Regions from separate parts of the Homo sapiens genome. Here all the other regions are linked to region 2. A link is a contact called in ENCODE Hi-C or POLR2A ChIA-PET data. All regions are on one chromosome and are shown on one strand. Each heading gives the region's core, a stretch centred on a gene start or an enhancer-like site at or near the end of the contact. The rest is flanking DNA. Distances are from core to core; before and after follow the strand shown.

What was found. A loop is a pair of places that touch in the nucleus more often than their neighbours do. ChIA-PET counts read pairs that join two places held with the same protein, here RNA polymerase II (POLR2A). Pooled maps may share reads with other maps.
Region 1: a map of endothelial cell of hepatic sinusoid shows a loop between it and region 2 (3-fold over the local background). The contact joins the enhancer-like site here to the promoter of CNKSR3 in region 2. A Hi-C loop is called at or near these places in 4 of 168 maps with a recorded cell type or tissue (Caco-2, K562, colonic mucosa and 1 more) and 2 of 50 pooled maps. POLR2A ChIA-PET finds 5 or more read pairs at or near these places in 15 of 52 experiments (A549, A673, BJ and 10 more).
Region 3: a loop to region 2 is called in a map of sigmoid colon, with 6 times the contacts of the local background. The contact joins the enhancer-like site here to the promoter of CNKSR3 in region 2. A Hi-C loop is called at or near these places in 26 of 168 maps with a recorded cell type or tissue (Caco-2, HepG2, IMR-90 and 15 more), 4 of 37 single-sample maps with no recorded cell type and 23 of 50 pooled maps. POLR2A ChIA-PET finds 5 or more read pairs at or near these places in 13 of 52 experiments (A673, AG04449, AG04450 and 10 more).

The regions. Positions count from the first base shown.
Region 1 is chr6:154,553,387-154,557,056 of GRCh38, forward strand. No RefSeq gene overlaps it. Among named protein-coding and RNA genes, the nearest start is that of CNKSR3, 45 kb to the left of the region's middle. Within about 2 kb of position 1,750, at least 2 of the 41 ENCODE cell types and tissues checked have a DNase peak (open chromatin) inside an H3K27ac peak, as active enhancers do.
Region 2 is chr6:154,508,849-154,512,666 of GRCh38, forward strand. CNKSR3 (CNKSR family member 3) reads right to left here and starts at 1,837. Exons shown (of 13, transcript NM_173515.4): 1 at 1,215-1,837. The coding sequence starts at 1,266. LOC101928868 (a long non-coding RNA gene) reads left to right here and starts at 1,943. Exons shown (of 2, transcript XR_001744422.2): 1 at 1,943-2,114.
Region 3 is chr6:154,447,425-154,450,757 of GRCh38, forward strand. It overlaps CNKSR3 (CNKSR family member 3), which reads right to left. Exons shown (of 13, transcript NM_173515.4): 2 at 2,671-2,834. Among named protein-coding and RNA genes, the nearest start is that of CNKSR3, 62 kb to the right of the region's middle. Within about 2 kb of position 1,472, at least 8 of the 41 ENCODE cell types and tissues checked have a DNase peak (open chromatin) inside an H3K27ac peak, as active enhancers do; they include ascending aorta, heart right ventricle, sigmoid colon and 1 more, where a contact is called at or near this core.

The sequences.
Region 1 (3,670 bases), core at 500-2,999, 44 kb after region 2:
AGGCAGAAAGGAAGAGAGTGCTGTTCTTGTGAGGTCCGAAGCGAGGAAGATATTACGCAGGGGCAAAGGAGTTGCTAATAACATTACCTGGAATTTTTTTCTAAGTTAGAAAATACCCTAGAGAGCATGTTAGCCAACCTACCCATTTTACAGATAATAATAATTCTTACTGTTTACTGAGTACTTCCTATTTGTGAAGTGTTATGGGCTAAATATGCCCCTTCAAAATTGGTCTATTGGGCCGGGCGCAGCGGCTCACACCTGTAATCCCGGCACTTTGGGAGGCCAAGGCGAGTGGATCTTCTGAGGTCAGGAGTTTGAGACCAGCCTGGCCAGCATGGTGAAACCCTGTCTCTACTAAAAATACAATAATTAGCCGGGCGTGGTGGTGGGTGCCTATAATCCCAGCTACTCTCAAGGCTGAGGCAGGAGAATCGCTTAAACCGGGGAGGTGGAGGCTGCAGTGAGCTGAGATGGCACCACTGCACTCCAGCCTGGGCAACAGAGCAAGACTCCATCTAAAAGAAAAAAACAGTGTATTGACACCCTTATCCCGAATGTGATAGTATTTGGAGGTGGGGCCTTTGGGAGGTAATTAAGTTTAGATTTCGTTATCAAAGTGGAGCTCCTTGATGGGATTAGTGCCCTTCTACAAAGAGGAAGACAGTGATCACCTTTCCATGAGCACACACAGAGAAGAGTCCGTGTAAGGACACCGCAAGGAGGGTGGCTGTCTACCGGCCAGGAAGCCGGCCCTCACTAGAAACCGAATTTGCTAGCAGCTTGATCTTAGACTTATGAGCCTCTAGAATTGTGAGAAATAAGTATCTGTTGTTCAAGCCGCCCAGTCTATGATATTTTGTTATAGCAGCACAAGTGGACTAAAACGTTAGGCAATGATCCAGTTGCACTACGAATATCATCTCATTAATTCAGAACTAAATCTATGAGGTCGCTGGCATTATTTAAGAGTGAAGAAATGGAAGCCCTAAGAGGTAAGTAACTTGCCTGGGCAATTCAGAAATTCCATCACAGAGCCAAGATTCAGATCCTCATCTCTCCATTCCCAGGAGCAGTTGTTTTCCCATTATCTTAACGTCTCTGGAAAGAGAGTACTGTGCAATTTATTTTTTAAAGGTGCAAATCCGTATGTTTTGAAACTTCCCAAATGGTTCCATTTCATGCCCAATGCCATAGAGCCAGTTAACAGTGAGTCAGGATTAGCTCTGGGGTTCTGCCTCCCCTTCGAGTTTCTTCCCTGCGCCCTGACCTTACTTTACTGAGCAAAGTGCACATGGGAAACAGCAGTACTGCATTTTTTGTGATCCACGGAGGGTCAATGTTTTAACTTCACAGCCACAGGTCCACCTGCAGAGCCCTCCTCCTCACTCCCATGCTATCTCTGCAGAGGCTTTGGGGAGCTACGCTTCAGCCCCACCCTTTGTCCCACAAGCACCACATTCAGTGGTCTCTACAGTGTCATCCGGAGCTAAAGGATGGGGGAAATGTGGACAATCACAGATCTTCTCTGCACTGGTTCAGATAAAGGCTATTTTTAGTCCAATTCTGTGAGGCACAGTTTTCAGATTTTGAAGATGATTTGTATTTAATTCAATTTAAGCCTGACTTCTTGTCTTTCTCATGGTGAAAGACACAGGATGACTTTTCCCATTATTAAAGATGCAGCGTACAGGATATACACGGCCAAATGCCCAGGCAAAGTCAAGATGATGTCATTCCTGTGTTCAACTTAACCATGCCCTAGCCTAAGGGGAGTGACTCCTTTTACTCATAAAACATCACAGCTTGGTGCCCGGGTTAAGCTACGCTACGTGATATGATTTCATATTTGAGCCATGGCATCTCTAATGCATTAGGCTTTTGCTAGCTTAAGCTTCTTAATGGTGTGTGTTGTTGGTATAAACAAATGCCAACCTCACCACGGCAATGTCAAATTCCTCAGATGCCTCAGCACAATTAAGAGAACAAAGTTGCTGTAAAGTAATTACACAGTATGGATTAATGTGTAATCCTGAAGAGCAATAACACCCATAGCAAGCATGAGCTCTGTTTTATTACTGAGCGAGAGAGAAGGCTGGTGGGTGGGGTGGGGGTGGGGGGGAATTCCAAAGCACAAGCATTCATTCACCTTTCTGCACAGGCCTAGCTGACACAGGACTGTTTTGGTAACTGAGTGTAATCTAACATTCCTGAATTCTTCAGGCATAGCTGGGGCACCCTGGGAAACCCATCCCACCCCTAGGCCTGGCACTACCCAAAAAGTGTTCTCCTGGAACCTGAGAGGGGAGGTGCATGTCCTTATAAAATTTCTTCTAGGGTTTAAACTGGCAGTTCCTATAATTATCATTATTTTCTGGGAAAGAGACAAGATTTTGTTACTTGTCTTTCTTTCATACGAGCAGAAACTGCTCTATAAGTAGTTTGTTTTGTTTTGTTTTGTTTTTATTGAGAGAGGGGTTTCACCATATTGCCCAGGCTGGCCTCAAACTCCTGAGCTCAAGCAATCCACCCAATACCCACCTTGGTATTCCAAACGTGCTGGGATTACAGGCGTGCACAACTGTGCCCAGCCTATATAAATATTCTGACCACGTATATAGTCAGCAAAACAGAGTTTTAAAATTTATAATTAATCTTCAGATTTAAATGTTTTCTACTTTTTACTGCTATGTAAGGATTCTATGAAGGACATCAAATAAAAAACATTCTCCACGTTTAAAAGTGGGTTTACAAAGGCATGTAAATCATTCTATTATAAAGATACTTGCACATGTATGTTTATTGCACCACTATTCACAATAGCAAAGACATGGAATCAACCTAAATGACCATCAATCATAGACTGGAAAAGAAAATGTGGTCCATATACACCATGGAATACTATGCAGACATAAGAAGGAATGAGATCCTGTACTTTGCAGGGATATGGATGAAGCTGGAAGCCATCATCCTCAGCAAACTAACACAGGAACAGAAAACCAAACACCGCGCGTTCTCTCTCATAAGTGGGAGCTGAGCAATGAGAACACGTGGACACAGGGAGGGGAACAACACACACCCAGATCTGTGGGAGAGTGGGGGGAGGGAGAGAATCAGAATAAATAGCTAATGCATGTGGAGCTTAATACCTAGTGATGGGTTGATAGGTGCAGCAAACCACCACGGCACATGTTTACCTATGTGACAAGCCTGCACATTCTGTGCATGTATCCAGAACTTAAAATAAAATTTAAAATAATAAAATTAAAAATTAAAAAAAAGGTGGGTTTAATGTGAGGGAGAAAAACAATTATCAACGTGTAAGATCAATGATCAGCCGTCCAAAGTAAATGCCTGAAAATGTGCATCTTTATGCCCCATTAGAACTTCAGGCCAGGCGCGGTCACTCACGCCTATAATCCCAGCACTTTGAGAGGCTGAGGCGGGCGGATCACGAGGTCAGGAGATCAAGACCATCCTGGCTAACATGGTGAAACCCCATCTCTACTAAAAATACAAGAAATCAGCCGGGCGCGGTGGCGGGTGCCTGTAGTCCCAGCTACTCGGGAGGCTGAGGCAGGAGAATGGCGTGAACCCGGGAGGCGGAGCTTGCAATGAACCGAGGTCGCGCCACTGCACTCCAGCCTGGGTGAAAGAGCGAGACTCTGTC
Region 2 (3,818 bases), core at 587-3,086:
CACGTGGTCTATGTGTAAGTCACAGGCGTGAGAAATGAGATGTAGCGGTGATCAGTTTTCATTATGCTGCAGCCATGGGTGGGACGGTTTGAAAGACGACCTGGTCTTACCAGTATTACCTACCTCACAGGCTTACTGTGATGACCAAGGACAATAACAGAGAGAGCTCTTAGCAAACTGTAAAGCGCTACACAATTCTAGTTATTACTGAGAAAGAACACCATTCCTCACCTGGAAGAGCAGATAGAAAAACAAATAGTAACTTGAAACAGAGATGTCGTTGGGGGTGGGGGGAAACCATGAAAATACAGATTGTTCTTGGTGGACTTTGTTCTCTTGAAAGTACAGAAAAGGGTTGAGTAAACTCTAGTACCTTTCCCTCGAAATCGTAGGAGACATTGAAAAGTAAGCGAGCCAGCTAGGAGGACAAGCTTCTACCTCTGCTCATTCCCCCCACCACCCCCCCACCGCCCCAGCCCCACTGCCTTCCTCATCCCAAATATTGTATGAATCAAGACAGTGGTTCCAAACAATTATATTTCTCCTTCCCAGTGCTTACATGTGGCCTGAAAATGCAGCGCCACCGGGGATACTGGCGCCTCCCGGAGCAAAAGTCACTGCCTCCCGGGGAGTCCTGGCTCGAGGTTTCTCCCTGGCGCAAATGCTATGGTGTTGGCTTTTGCGCGGCCCTCTCGCCTTCTCCAACAAAAACAGACAGGCTCGGCGGACCCGCCGGAGTCTCCCTCTACCTGTCCGACAGCCCTGTCACGCCTGCGGACGGCTCTGGGCAGGCGGCATGGACGAGGTCCCGCGGGAGTCACCCACACAAAGGCACCTTGTGCCTCTGCACTCGGGCCCCCGGGTCGCCGGGCACCGCACCGGGGCCAGGCAGGGAGAGCGCCCCCCGGCCCGAGTGCCGAGTCCCGAGATCGGCATCCCCAGCCCTCAACCGCCACAGAAAGGCCACCCCTACTCCCTGGTTTAAAGATAGGGCTCCCCTCGGCTTGCCACAATCCGCACCCTGGAAAGGAAGAGCTCGGAGCAGGTACGAGAGATAGGAGCGCACAGGCCACTCGGCAGAAGTTTGCATTGTCACCGGGCTGTGCCCTCACCGCTTCTCGCCGGGAGGAAGGGCCAAGTACCCTCTTCCCCAGCTCCTCGTCCGCCCCATCCCCGAGGCTGGAGGACTCCGGACCCCCCCAAGGCCCGCGCACCTCTAGTCCAGTCCACCACTTGTTTGGGGCTCCACTTGGTCACGGGTTCCATGGTAAACCGCTTCGCCTCTCGCTGGGCTGGAGAGTCGCAGATAAAGTGCTGCTGCCTGCGCTCCGGTGCCCCTTCCCGGGAGGGCGCGCCCGCGGCTGCTCCCCTGCGCCCGAGCGACTCCGTCAAGACTGCATGGCCGCGGTCAGCCAGTCGTCCCAGCGCGGCTCCGCCAGGGGAGCCCGGCCCTCTCCCTCCAGCTGCCACAGTCCAGCTGCAGCTCCTCCTTCCCCCGCCGCCGCCGGGATCCCGGGCACAGCTGCTGCTCCCGAGCGACGGCAGCTGCAGGCACGCCGGGCTGCGACCCCAGACCCCTGGCCTCGGCTCGGCACGGGAGCCTCCCGGCCCGCGACCACTTCCTCGGATCTCTCGAGGCGCGATCGGCTCTCCCTCGGCCGGTCTTCTCGCCTGCTGGCTCTCCGGGGTCCCCGCTCCGCGTGCGCTGGCGTCCCGGAGCCTTCCCGGCGCAGGTCCCACCTCCTGCGCCGCCCTCCCGTGCCGCCCTGGCAGGGCCGAGCGCAGAGCGTGCGCGCTCGGGTTGCAAAGTTTCAGCTCCGGTTGCTGCAAACCGAATAAAAGAGAGGGCGGGGCCGAGGGTCTAGGGAAACTCGTGGGAGGGGGCGGGTCCGCCCGAAGCGGCGGACTCGGGTTACTTTCCCTCTCTAAGCCGGTCCGGCTCACACCCGCAGCGTCCCGGGCCCCGCTTTCCTTTTCAAGGGGCGGGTTGTAGATCGCGCGCGCACCCTGGAGAGCCCGCTGGTTTGTGTGAGGCCCTGGCCCTGTGGGTAGCAGAACACTCTGTCTCGCTGTGAGCAACAATACACTAAAAAAAAAAGAAAAGAAAAAAAAAAGTAAGATCTGCATGTTCTGTTCATTTTAAATGCTTTATATCGTAATACTACTCTGCCATTAAGCCGTCATTTTAGGTTTCTTAAAGTAGAACAATTTTTTTTTTTAGATGGAGCCTCGCTCTGTCGCCCAGGCTGGAGTGCAGTGGCGCGATCTCAGCTCACTGCAGCCTCTGCCTCCCAGGTTCCAGCGATTCTCCCGCCTCAGCCTCCGGAGTAGCTGGGATTACAGGCGTCTGCCACTACGCCCGGCTAATTTTTGTATTTTTAGTAGAGACAGGGTTTCACCATGTTGGCCAGACTGGTCTCGAAATCCTGAACTCAGGTGATCCGCCAGCCTCGGCCTCCCGAAGTGCTAGGATTACAGGCCTGAGCCACCGCGCCAGGCCAGAACAATTTTATTTCATTTATATGTTGACTGAAATCGTAACAATGTAACTCTTTTAATGCTATTGCTATGAAATTTCAACTTTGCGACTAAAATTAGATTGATGGCTTTTAGCGTTATATTTTGCTATATTATAATTTCATATTTACAGAGTGAGCTAATGCTCCTTGGGATTAGTCATTAACCGTGAGAGGAAAGCTGTTAGCCAAGAAAAAAAAAATAGCTCGTGCACAATTTCAGCGCCTGGCAGGGGAGGGCCCTTCCACATTCATGGACTGCAACTGGGGCCAGAGTTAATGCTAAACTGGGGGAAAATCTAATTTGAATGCCTGCCTCTCCTTCAAGTTCTCCCTGCATCCTAACCGCCCCCCCAACCCCTGCCACCCTCGCCACCACCCCTCCCCTCACCCCCCAACACCCCCCCCAACCCCCCACCCCCGCCCCGCCCCGCCCAGCAACCTCTTCCTCCCACTCTTTTTGGCACTGAATGATTCTTACTTTCAATTACGGTTATTTATTTACATCTTCCTCTTGGAGACTATTAACCCCTTGAGGGCAGAACCTACTTGATCTCATATAGAGTTTTCTCTCCTCCCTTTCTTCCTACCACCTAACTTGTAGCACCCAGCACGGGACCAAAGGCAAGGTTGGTATTTATTCATTCAGTAAATATCCGGGAATGCTTCCTATGTGCCAGCCACTGTATTCATTCAGTATTTGTTGAATTCGTGTGATATGTGCTACTTACACAGGTCTGTTTGGACGCACATGTGGAAAAATAGCTAGCAGCCAGCCTAGCATCTGATGAGCTGGAGCATCCAAGCAAAAGAAACATTTTTAAAAAGCAAAACATCAGACCCACCTCCCATTCAACTCCCCTAGAGGACTGGGCAACACAGAGACACACAACTATCAAATATAGTGATTCTTTTTCTTCATCTAGCGAAAGTGACTGGCAGACCACACAAGTTGGCAAAGGCAATGACAAAATTCCTGATATAGTAGTTGTCCTTAAAAAAAAAAAAAGACCTTTAAACTTAATGACATCCAGCATTAACCATCTTTACAGCAGTCAGCAGAGAGAAGGACCTTGACACTGGTTCACTGGAAAGGGTAACCAACCTGATGCACACCTTTTGTTTCAGCAATCACTGCCTGTTGTGTGATTTCTGATTATGATTAGGGTGACCACATAACTTACCTCCAAATCAAAATATTCTTGAGCATGAAAGAAGCAACTATCAAGAATTACATTGGAATAACATGAATAAACTGGGCCATACGGTCCCCACAATTATAAAAGAAAGGTCAAATATTAA
Region 3 (3,333 bases), core at 222-2,721, 62 kb before region 2:
AGAAAAATTGGGTACAGATTCTAATTCAATCTGGGAAAGTGGTCCTGGTCTCATCATATAATACAAATCACTCTCCTAAGCCACGACTGCCAGCCAAAGTCAATGTTCACAAAAGATGGTTTCTCTCATTGCTCTCTAACCATGACCAGCTAATTTGTGAGCCACTGCTCACCAGTTTTGGAATCTTCATTAATAGCTGTTTCCTATTTTAGGTTCCTGCCCATCTATCTGCCCCTCTCCTTACATTGATACTTTCCAGTGGTTTTGTTTCTCCCCTCCCCCTTCCTTACTTTTAATTATATTCATTTCCTGTCTATCATAAAATCAACATCCACTAAACTAAGTTTACATAGAAACCTCTTTTATAACACCAAGGCCAACTGCATTTACACATTAACTGCCCTGGAGATGTTCTGTTCAAAGCATCACCAATTTATATATCCAAAGATCTATATGCTATAAATGGATTAAAAAGACAGTATAATTAGTATATGAATTATAATAAGAATATTCAAAAAGGAGATTATATCCAGACTAAAGACATTTTAGTAAAACTCACTAAAATAATCCACACTCTTTTGTGAACCCCTAAGTGACCCCCCCTGTCCAATGTAGTCACTGGCACAGAGCAGGTCCAGAATGAGTCTGAGGTCAAAGCTTGGTCTACAAAGGAAATTAGAAGGAAATTGTAGGAGATAAAACACAGCTTTAGGTTCTGGCATTTGTCCAGCTTTGTTCATTTTAGCCTAATGCTCTAAGAGGTAGAGAAGAGGAAAAAGCAAAGAGAATGCCCAGAGGCAGCTGTTACGTTTATCATCCCACTTGATGCATGTGATGCGTCTCTAGCTGACCCTTCCTGCCTCTCTTACTTTGGATTTCCAAGTAAATTTACCTGTCCTCAAAGTATTACTGCAAAGTGAAAGAGACAATTTGCAAAACATCAAGCAGAAAAGACGGAAAAGCCATGTTCCCAGAAAGTATAATAAAAGTAAACTCAAACACGTTTGTACAAAAAAAAAAAAAAAAGAAAATACAGTTTCGGTAATAAACAGGATGCTTAGATGTCTGGGCAGTGCAAAACACACAATAGTACACAGCCACATCTAAGGTGAGCGTTACTGTACAGATGGGAAAAACAGACATCACCATTTCCCCAGAGGTCACAGAGGGAGTAGCATGTAGCAGAGCCAGGATTAGAATGCAAATTCCTGCTTCCCAGACCCGTGCTCAGACTACTTGGCCATAGCGTCTCCCAGGCGGCAGCTCATTTATCAACTACAAATAATTTCCCCATTACTTTCCTAAACAAGAGCAGCACATCTCAGAGCAGAAGACAAGGCTCTGTCCATTTTAAGAAGAAGAATACACACAATGCAGCAAGTGTTATATAATCAACAGTACGCAGACCAGCGACGGCAAAATCATCAGCAGCACATTCTTTCCCACCATTCTCAGTGATGTAATTGTATATACCCCTGGCTGGGGTTCAGGGCATTACTAACCCAGCCTGAATGCTGTCGAGTTTGTCCAAATCCTGACAGTTAAGTAAACTGCATCTTTAGCCTGGCACCGGGACAGGCAGACTTGAATCCCACCCACACTAACCAATTTATAAACAAAATGTCCTTACAGGTGTTTTTGGCCCACACCTAACGAAGCTACCCATGTGATTCTAGTGTCAGGACCCAGCAGGATTTTACTCATTCATGTTAAAGCCAAAACCCATCATCTACAAAATGTAATGAAGGCCACATTTTTTTCCCATTTTATAGGTCATGTCAAGTGCAAATATCAGTTATTTAAATATCACAAATATCTGTGAAACTCAACCGCTTTTTATAGTAACAAAATCAGACATGAAAATCAGAACCTATTTCTCACTTCAATTTAGAAGATGACATTTTCTTTTCTTTTTTGAGACAGGTTCTCACTCTGTCACCCAGGCTAGAGTGCAGTGGTGCGATCTCTGCTCACTGCAGCCTCCACCTCCCAGGCTCAGGTGATTCTCTGACCTCAGCCTCCTGAATATCTGCGACTATAGGTGCGTGCTAGCCACACCTGGCTAACTTTTGGTATTTCTAATAGAGACAGGGTTTTGCTACGTTGCCCAGGCTGGTCTCAAACTCCTGGACTCAAGCAATCCACCCGCCTCGGCCTCCCAGAGTGCTGGGATTATAGGCATGAGCCACTGCGCCTCGCCAGAAGGTGACATTTTCATTCAGGAGTATTTCCATCATTTTTTCCTTATAAAAGAAAATTAGACTAATACAGAGATTTTCTGAAAAAGACAAACTCTTTCTGTAAAGGACAAGTTAATAAATATTTTAGGCTTTGGGGGAACCATGTGGTCCCGTTACAACCACTCAATTCTGTCACTGTCGCAAGAAAGCAGTCACAAACACGTAAGTGAATGGACATGGTTGTGTTCCTATAAAACTTTATTTACAAAAATAGATAGTGGGCCAGATTTAACTCGCAGGCCATAGTTTGCCAACCTTTAATGTAGAAAATAACTTATTTTTCCCCTTCCTATAGTATCTTCAGCTCATGTTTTATTTTGATGGAGCATTAAGGAAAGAGTGATATGCTAAATCACAAACAATGACGGCTTAAGAGAGCAAGGCTCTAAAGAACGTCATCACGGTACAGACCGTCTTTTCCTGAACTAACCAGTGCACAGAGAAGGTCCACAGCCTCCAACACAAGCTCCTGGTGTCCAATCCGTGTGACCCCCAGCTCCTCCAGGTCCTGATGGGAAATCTGCAGCAGCTGCTCGCCGTTGATCTTCTCTCGTTCAAACTTGTGGACATATTGTTGCAGGCAGTCATCCAACCCTGCCAAAAACAATCAGAAGTCCCATTATTGCCATTTTGTTCCTTTACCCACCCCCTGCAAACTGCCCACATGTCACATCAATCTCAGCAATCAACAATTATGATGCCACTATCTGGTTATCTATGTGAGGCCTATTGCACCTGATGGGCACTTTTGCATGACATGTCAAACAGGTTTTCAAGGGCAGCTTAACATTCTCAAGTGATCCAACAGAATTTTATGATAGTTACCTTCTCATTCCCTGTAAACTAAAGGAATAAACACCAAACCCCTGTTGACTTAAAATGCTAATTATCTAGACCAGACATGCTGTCTGTTTGCTAAGCAACCCTTCTTTTGGGACATCATCCCTCCCATCCCACGTAATCCCAGGGAGCTTGCCAGTCAAGACGCCTTGCCACAGTGGGTGGCACATGGCCAGGTCTCCCGTAGTGCTCTATACACCAGCCAGTCACAGGTTTAGGGATGGACATGTGACTCAAGCAGAACCAATCAGAA